Linked DNA regions of Mus musculus: region 2 is linked to region 1. A link is a loop called in an ENCODE intact Hi-C map of the cell type or tissue named here. Cell type or tissue: gastrocnemius. All regions are shown on one strand. Links, peaks and the distances in the headings refer to the core of each region. The heading gives the core; the rest is flanking DNA.

Region 1 (5,412 bases), core at 1,753-4,252:
CCTAGGTAAAAAAAATTATTTTAAGATTTTTGTCTTAAAGCCACACATAGAACATCCATTTCTAACAATATAGAATATGTTTCACATTATAGAATGACTAGAAATGGTGAATAAGTTATGCCAAACACTCCTTTAAGTTTAATATGCAAGTGCTATAAGAAATATTCCTGCAGGGGACTCTTGAATAACGCTGTTTTCTGTGGTCAAGAGATACTTGAAGAATCATCTACTGAGAGGGATGAAGCAGGCACTTGGCTTAGCTCATTTTGGCTTCCACTGGAGGAAAACATCTTCCACCATAATCCACAATCACGACTTTCCTGGGCATGGATGTCGGTTTATCTCCCAGAACTCAAAACTCTTAGTCTGAATAACTGACATATTAATGGATTAATGAACTCTTACCCTTGGGCTGTTTGGCAGAAGCAAATGTTAATCTTTTCTAAAGGAGCACAAACCTAATCCAGGGCTCACAGGAGCCTCACAGGCAGAGGCTTAGACACTGGTCTATAATCCAAGTCTCTGCAACATTCAAAACACACACACACACACACACACACACACACACACACACACACACACACACACACTAGCATGGCAGAATGTATGAATGTCTGGGAATTTCAGGTCAGTCAGGTATCTACTGAATAGTCTAAAATGACTAAGCACATAAAACAATAAAAATTAGGAAAAACAGAACTGCAGAAAATAGCCCAATACAATGCTGATAAATGAAATACGCATTTGTGGACACTCAACAGGTATATAAGGAAGAACAAAGTGAGTATTAGCTAACTAAAAGATTATTCAGGGACCAAGATGGAAAGGATGCCTGAGAGATGCCCCAGACAGATAATATAAGGGGATGTCGATATTTGAATATAATATGACTAAGCCCTGGCTATCCTGGAACTCACTTTGTAGACCAGGCTGGCCTCGAACTCAGAAATCTGCCTGCCTCTGCCTCCCGAGTGCTGGGATTAAAGGCGTATGCCACCACACCCGACTTGCTTTACAAGTTTTTTAAAAGCTTGACTTAACAGATTCAGAAAGTTAAAAAGTGCTAAATGGTATAAGTAAGATCAAATCTGTTTATCCATGGTGCATGGTGTGTGTGTGTGTGTCTGTGTGTGTGTGTGTCTGTGTGTGTGTGTGTCTGTGTAACACTATCCATTCATCTGTATTTCATCATGGACAAGAAGAGCCCAAGAGAACCCAACCCTACATGAAGCACTAAATAGCAATTACCAGACTGTGGTGGCTTAATAAGATGTCTCCATAGTTTCAAGCTTCTGAATACTTGGTCCCCAGTTTGTGACACTGGAGTAGGTTTAAGAGCTATGAACTTGCTGGAGGAAGTATATCACGGAGGGTGGGTTTTGAGGTTTCAAATGCTATGCATTCTCCCCCCTCCTCTTTCCCTCTCTCCCTGCCTCTCACTCTCCCCACTTTCTGACTGTCTCTGTCTCTCTCCCTTTCCCTGTCTGTCTCTCTTTGTCCCTGTCTCTGTCCCTCTGTCTCAGTCTCTCTGTCACTCTCTGTCTTTCTCTGTCTCTCTATCTCTGCCTCTCTCAGTTAACAAACCCCTTTTGGTTCTTTTCATAGGGCTCTGCAGCTCCACAGCTATACCAGGAAGGGAATTCACAACTCTTTTTAATCTCTGGTTGCCTGGAACAAGGCAGAAACCTGCAGTTCCCAAGCAGACTTCTTTTCCATATTAGCATTGGAGTTAAAGCCTTAACTCCACAAACAGAAGGCACAATGTGGAGCAAGAGGTCTCTCGTCCCGCCTATCCTGCTTCTAGCTCGCCAGGGCTCTTAATGCGTCTATTGTTACCTAGCACTGGAAATAGCGCTTTCTCTCTTAAGCCTCACTGCTATTTGTACTTGTTCTGTGCTTGTTCAAAATGCCTGGCTGGTTGCTTTTATCTGCGGAAACTTGCATAATTCCAGGGGCGGTGCTGTACACATTTATTGGGGGAGAAAAACATGTTCTCTCCCAGCTGTGTGCGAGGCAAACAGAATCCAGTAAACAGGCATACATTTTATCAGGCCAGCTTGGGAATATAGACTGTCATGATCACTTTCCCAAGCTACAGAAACAACAGTGAATCAACTGCTGGGTTAATTAGAACCCAGACTCGCAGCCCATCCTCAGCTCGGAGAATGAGCACTATTTTCCTTTGCCCTAATTGCGTGATAATCTTAAATATCATCATTTTGTAAAAGACCCTGTAACTACAAATTACGCTGCCAACCATATTATTGGGTCTCAAAATGTGACTGCAGTTTGAAGACAGTTGCAACTTGCAAAACAAACACAAAGAAAAATGTCGTCACCAAAGAACAGCACTGTTACCAGGCAATAGGACCACTCTACCTCTCTGTGGATGCGGTGCTCTTTGCTTTCCAGTCCCCTGCCCCCCCCCCATATATTTAAAAAGACATCAGTCGGAGGGTGGGTGGGTGGGTGGATGGGGGCCGGGGAATGGAATATGGAGTGTAAAAAATAAATTTAAAATAAAACTAAAATTAAAAAAAAAAAAAGACATCAGAATGTCTCTTTGTCTTATCAGCAGATTACAGGTGACAGGAGGTAAATTCCAAAAAGCTGCCGGGATGGGTAATCTTTGAGTTTGACAGTCTTTCCTGGCAACAGCATTCCAGTGTGTCGGCAGTATGGAGGAGCCAATCACGAAATAATTGTATAAGATGCAAATGTCACCACCATTCCAATCAGTATCAGTGAAACGCAGACGCTAAAAGAACTTTCTATAAGTAAGCCTGATTAAACTCGGGGACCATAGCAGGCTACTTTGCTGTTAGATCATTACTATAGAATTTTATTTGAGCATTTGCTCCGAGAGACTACAGTGTTGGAAACTACAGAGCCCCATTTTGCCCAGGTGTGCTAGCACCAGGGGTGGGAAATCTAGGACAGGAAAAGAACTCATGTCAAGTAGAATGTGGAACATTATTAGAAAATTTAACCCCATTAGAATGGCAACAAGCCTTTTCTCAAACACACAGCTTCTCATGTGTGTGTGCGTGTGTGAATATATATACCAAACTAAAGGTAAAATGACAGGGTAGGTTGAGAAACTCGCGATAATTCCCAGCTAGTCTTTACAGATGTTCTTCTAGGCTATCGCCACTAGGGGGCAGGGCAGGCTGCTTCAATTTCCTAGGACATTTTCCCCACTAGGGGCGCTGTAAGTTATGGCGAGAAGAAGCAGGTTAAGTCTGAACTGACCATGGGATTACAGGGGTTAGGATTCCCCCTCGGGAATCTTAGTCTTATTAGTAAAAGAACTCAAGCATGGATTTCAATGTAAGCTGGCATGGAAATCAGACACATGATGAAAAAGCAGCTACAAGGTAGGATGTGAGAGGTAGGTAGCATTAGAGAAAGAGAATGGACGCCCAACGTATCAGGAAATGCATAGGATAGGTGGGGGGGGGGGGAAGAGGAGGAGGAAGAGGAGGAGGAGGGAGGGAGGGAAGGAGGGAGGAAGAAATTGTCTAAGTTGTACCTCTCCCTCCAAAGCTCATGGTGGCTCCTAGGGACTGTACTGGGGGGTGGGGATCATAGAAAAGAAAATTACAGTATCCTGTTAAAGGAACAATAGCAAGCCTATCTCTTTAACGTGGCTTAAGGTGAGCTTACTTCCCTGGGGGTGGTCTCTTGTCCCAGGGTAACTGCCTGGCCCAACTAGAATGTTAGGTCTCCACCAGGCCAAAGATTCTGTTCTCTTGACCAGAAGGAGTTTTTCCGTAGTGGGCATTTGTACAGCTGCTCTAACATTTTGAACATAACAAAGCTCTTACCCTCTGGGAGTCACTCACTGCTGTTGGGAGCCCAGGGCTGGGTGAACAGCATAAAGAGTATGCAAACGTGTGTGCCTTTGACACTTTGTTTCTTAAGGCATTTCTTTCTACCCCTCACTTTCCAACGACTGCACAGAGCTAGTTCTGCACGTCCCTGGACATCCACATGGTCCCCAGCAGCTGCCTCGACCAGGGACGTCCTCATGTTCACTAGTGGTCACATGGGACATCAACATGGACTTGTTGGTATTGAACCCCAGACTCAGACACGGCCCTCAGTGGCAGCTTGAGGTGGGACCTCACTGTTGCCCCGGGTGCCAGGGCTGGCCACTTTCAACAGGCTACCCTGGAGTCTCGATGTCTATCTCTCTTTATAACGTTCAAGCTGCTCCACTTCTCTTTCTCTCCCATCTGACCACTACATTCCCATTCACTGTGGAGACTCCCACTGCAGGCTGGCCACGTAGCTGGCAGAGCCCGGGGCCTGGGGTGACATCTTCCATCCGTGCTACATGGTGTAGCAGTACCCAGCAATACCCAGTTAATGCTACTCAAATCTATCCTACCAGCAACTTCGGCTGAGTTCCTGCCCCAGTGTTCTGGGTTTCTGCATGAAAGACACATTTACACAGCCTTTATATTTGTATATGCCTTAAATAGCTCAATGGCTGGGCTACTTCCTAACCTCCACGTGGCTAAACTACCTCTATCCAATATTCCCAAGTTATTACTTTACTAAAACCTATATTCTATCTTGGCTATCCTAGACCCAGATATGCAGCCCTCTCGGGCTGCGTTACCCCAGCTCCTACAGTCCGCCATGCTGCTCTTTCTCTCTGGTGTGGTGTCTTGGTTCTCCTTCTCCTGGACTGGAAGATGCCTCCTTCTTCCTCCTAGGTCCCTTGCCTGGGGAATCCTAAAAGTCCAGCCTCAAAAACACCAAAAAACCAAAACAAAAACCAAAAAAACTTTAGCCAGGCAGTGGTGGCGCACGCCTTTAATCCCAGCACTTGGGAGGCAGAGGCAGATGGATTTCTGAGTTCCAGGCCAGCCTGGTCTACAGAGTGAGTTCCAGGACATCCAGGACTATACGGAGAAACCCTGTTTTGAAAACAACCAAAATAATAATAATAATAATAATAATAATAATAAATCTAGCCTCTGTCTCTCTGCCCAGAGCAGCTTTATTTACCAATCAAACCCAACTGGAGGTGGGGGGTCCCTCAGTTTTACATGTGGGACACACCACAAACAGGTTTGGGGGAAACCTAATTAGCATGAGAATACAAGCAACTATAACATGTAGTGGCAAGTCTAAGGCCTGCCTAGTGCTGATCTGTGGGTGGCACAGCAGTCCACAGACCTCTGTCTTCTTCCTCCCCGGCTGTGCTGCCTGAATTTGATTTGATTCATATGAGTTCTAGGCATAAAACAGCTTTAGCCATCAAGCTAGGCATCAAGCTAGGATAACCGTAGAACTGCTTTGGCCTTGGCTGATATAAGAACACCACAACTAACATGGTGTTTGATTGCCTTTGCCAGGAGGGCAAAGAGGGCTTTGGATTGCTGGATGACTTCAATCCTT
Region 2 (2,500 bases), core at 1-2,500, 190 kb after region 1:
GTCGGTGGCCATAATGTGCGCATCAGGTAAGAATCAGTCTGTGTTTTGGATCGGGGGCTGAAGCAAGTGATTTTGAGACTTCAGTGATAACCAAAACCTAAGTTCTTAAATTTGACTAAAATCATTGGAATTTTCATGAGTAATGTTAGAATTAGCTGGACTGTGGTTGCCATGAACACCTGTGCTGACTAGGTGAGCAAGAAGGGGTGGTCCCCAGGCAGAGCGCAGGAACTGCTGCTCACCAGTCCCCTTTCAGGAAACCCTTAGGGTAGCATGTCACGTGCCATGAGCCAGTCTCGGATTTTTAGTTTGCGGTAGGATTCAGTTCCATTCAGTTCGATGTGCTCAGATTCTAATGTGGCAGTTGTTGGGTGACCTGTCCTTTTGTTTGCTTGCTGTAGTACTCTAACAAGAAACATCCGGCATCGGAGAGGAGAAAAGGTTGTCATCAATGTGCCAAGTAAGTGGGTGGGGCTGGGCTGGGGCTGGGGCAGCATAGTCCAACCGGCAGCCTTGATTCTCAGCTCCTCTTCTTTTCATTAATAATGCAGTATTCAAGGACAAGAATACACCATCTCCATTTGTAGAAACATTTCCAGAAGATGCGGAGGCATCAAAGGCTTCTCAGCCAGACCATATCTACATGGATGCCATGGGATTCGGGATGGGCAACTGCTGTCTCCAGGTATTGCCTGTGTTGTATGGAGACTTAAATGTCCTCTTCACTATGCATGTGTCTGGTTTAAAGTCACCTTCTAATCTGATTCGAAAGATAGCTTACCTTCTGAAAAATGATGTTGCTTTAGTAAAGTCTTTTGTAGCTGTCTTTTGACTGAAAATTCACAGTTTACCACAGAGGTGTGTGGTTGTTACTAAACTTGGTATCTATTGGTAAACAGATGTTGGTGAATGCCCTTTTTAGATGCCTGATTTTTTACCGCCATCTAGTGACAGCCTTTGAGGATATTATACAAGGCTCAGATCTCTATTTCTGAAAATGACCTCTGGTGAGAGAATCCAGTGACTTTATGATCCAAGGGCAAAGGTTGTTTGGCATTTAAATTTTTATTCTTGTGCAAAGCTACCTCGTGGTTTAAAAGGAATAAATATTTAACAGTCTTTGCCTTGCCCCTGGCTAAATTACACTAGAGATACAATAGTATTTCTCTGTTCGAACAGTTAAAATTTTTGCTGGGACTAATCAAATAACTGATGGCCTCCAACAGTGACTGCACCAGGCTCCCTCAGGAGCAGAGTGGGGAGTGCAGTCTCCCAGCCCACACAGGCCCGTGGTCGTCTCTGCCCTTGCTGCCTCCATGCTGAGCTGGCTTACTTAGTTAAACTGACTGTAGCCACAGCACAAAGGGCACAAAACTCAGCATTCTTTTCTTAGGGCTGCAGCTGTACACACAGTTGTCACATTAGCCTCCCAACTGTTATTTTTGAAAGTACAGATAATTTAGATTTAATACCCAAGTCAGACTTTCCCATGCTACATGTTTCTATAGCATGAAAAGGTATTTTGTTTCCTTTGCATATTTAAGTAGAATCAGATATGTAGCCTCCAAACAGACGCCAGAATGTTCCCTTAAGAACGGTCACACATCATTTAAAACAAGGCTGACTTTTGACTGTGTTACCCGCTTTCTTATCTTAAGTACAAACATTTCTGGAATTAATCATTAAGCTGCAGCACTTAAAATGTGTGGCTTCAGTATTCTGGGAGTGTTCTTGGAACCCAGCCCTTCCTTGGCTTAATATTGAACCAGGGTCTTTCAGGGTTGCACAAAGTGACAGTCTCGCTTGAGACACTTGATTTATGCAAATAAGTGAGTCCTACTGGTGGGGACAAGCATTTTCATGTAAAGACACAGTTGTCTAATCTATTTAAGGTATGAGTTTAGTACTTCCCCCAACATAACCAGTTACAGTATCCCACTTCAAAAGGTTGTAGTGACACAATGAGATGAACTCAGAAGTAGCTACAAAAGTCCCTGCCTTATATCTTCTGACTGGGACCTGAAAGAAGTATTTATTATAGAAAAGCACAAAAAGAAATGGTAAGTACTTTTTTAGTTAATAGTAGACTTAACTGGACAAAACAAAACTCCTCCAAGTTTGTGAGCTTGCTGAGTGCTATAGTGCTTGCCTGGCATCCCAGTGCTACAGAGGGAGTGTGAGCTCAGGCCAGTGTGGGTTCCATATCCAGACCATCTCAGAGAAGTAAATCTTTACACTTCAGAAAAAGGCCATGGCCTGCTATGGATTTTTTTTCCTCCTCCTTTTTTCTACTTAAGAGAATTATGTGGTTTCAAAACCAGATTCTAGGTAAGTGTCGGGTTTGGTTTCTCATCTCCGTGTTTCACAGGTCCTCCTTCCCTCCTGTCAGTGTCCTAGTGACGTCTCCTCCCGTGGGATCTCTTAGGAGGGCAACAGAAGCCAGCCTTCCCGTGCTATGCCTTTGTCAGGGGTCAGAGCTCCTTGGTTTTGCTTTCCCCAC

What was found. Hi-C counts contacts between places; a loop is a spot of excess contacts. Peaks named below come from ENCODE experiments on the same cell type or tissue, not always from the same donor. Only the 100,000 strongest peaks of a DNase experiment are listed, where the experiment ranks them.
Region 2: it touches region 1 in a loop (12-fold over the local background); 17 of 42 quality-filtered maps call a loop at or near these places.

The regions. Positions count from the first base shown.
Region 1 is chr9:77,593,378-77,598,789 of GRCm38, forward strand. No RefSeq gene overlaps it. Among named protein-coding and RNA genes, the nearest start is that of Klhl31, 41 kb to the right of the region's middle. In gastrocnemius, for the core only: no CTCF peak of the experiment used is centred there; a DNase peak (open chromatin) is centred at 3,191.
Region 2 is chr9:77,780,683-77,783,182 of GRCm38, forward strand. It overlaps Gclc (glutamate-cysteine ligase, catalytic subunit), which reads left to right. Exons shown (of 16, transcript NM_010295.2): 5 at 402-460; 6 at 552-685. Among named protein-coding and RNA genes, the nearest start is that of Gclc, 27 kb to the left of the region's middle. In gastrocnemius, for the core only: a CTCF peak has its summit at 947 (motif pointing left); no DNase peak of the experiment used is centred there.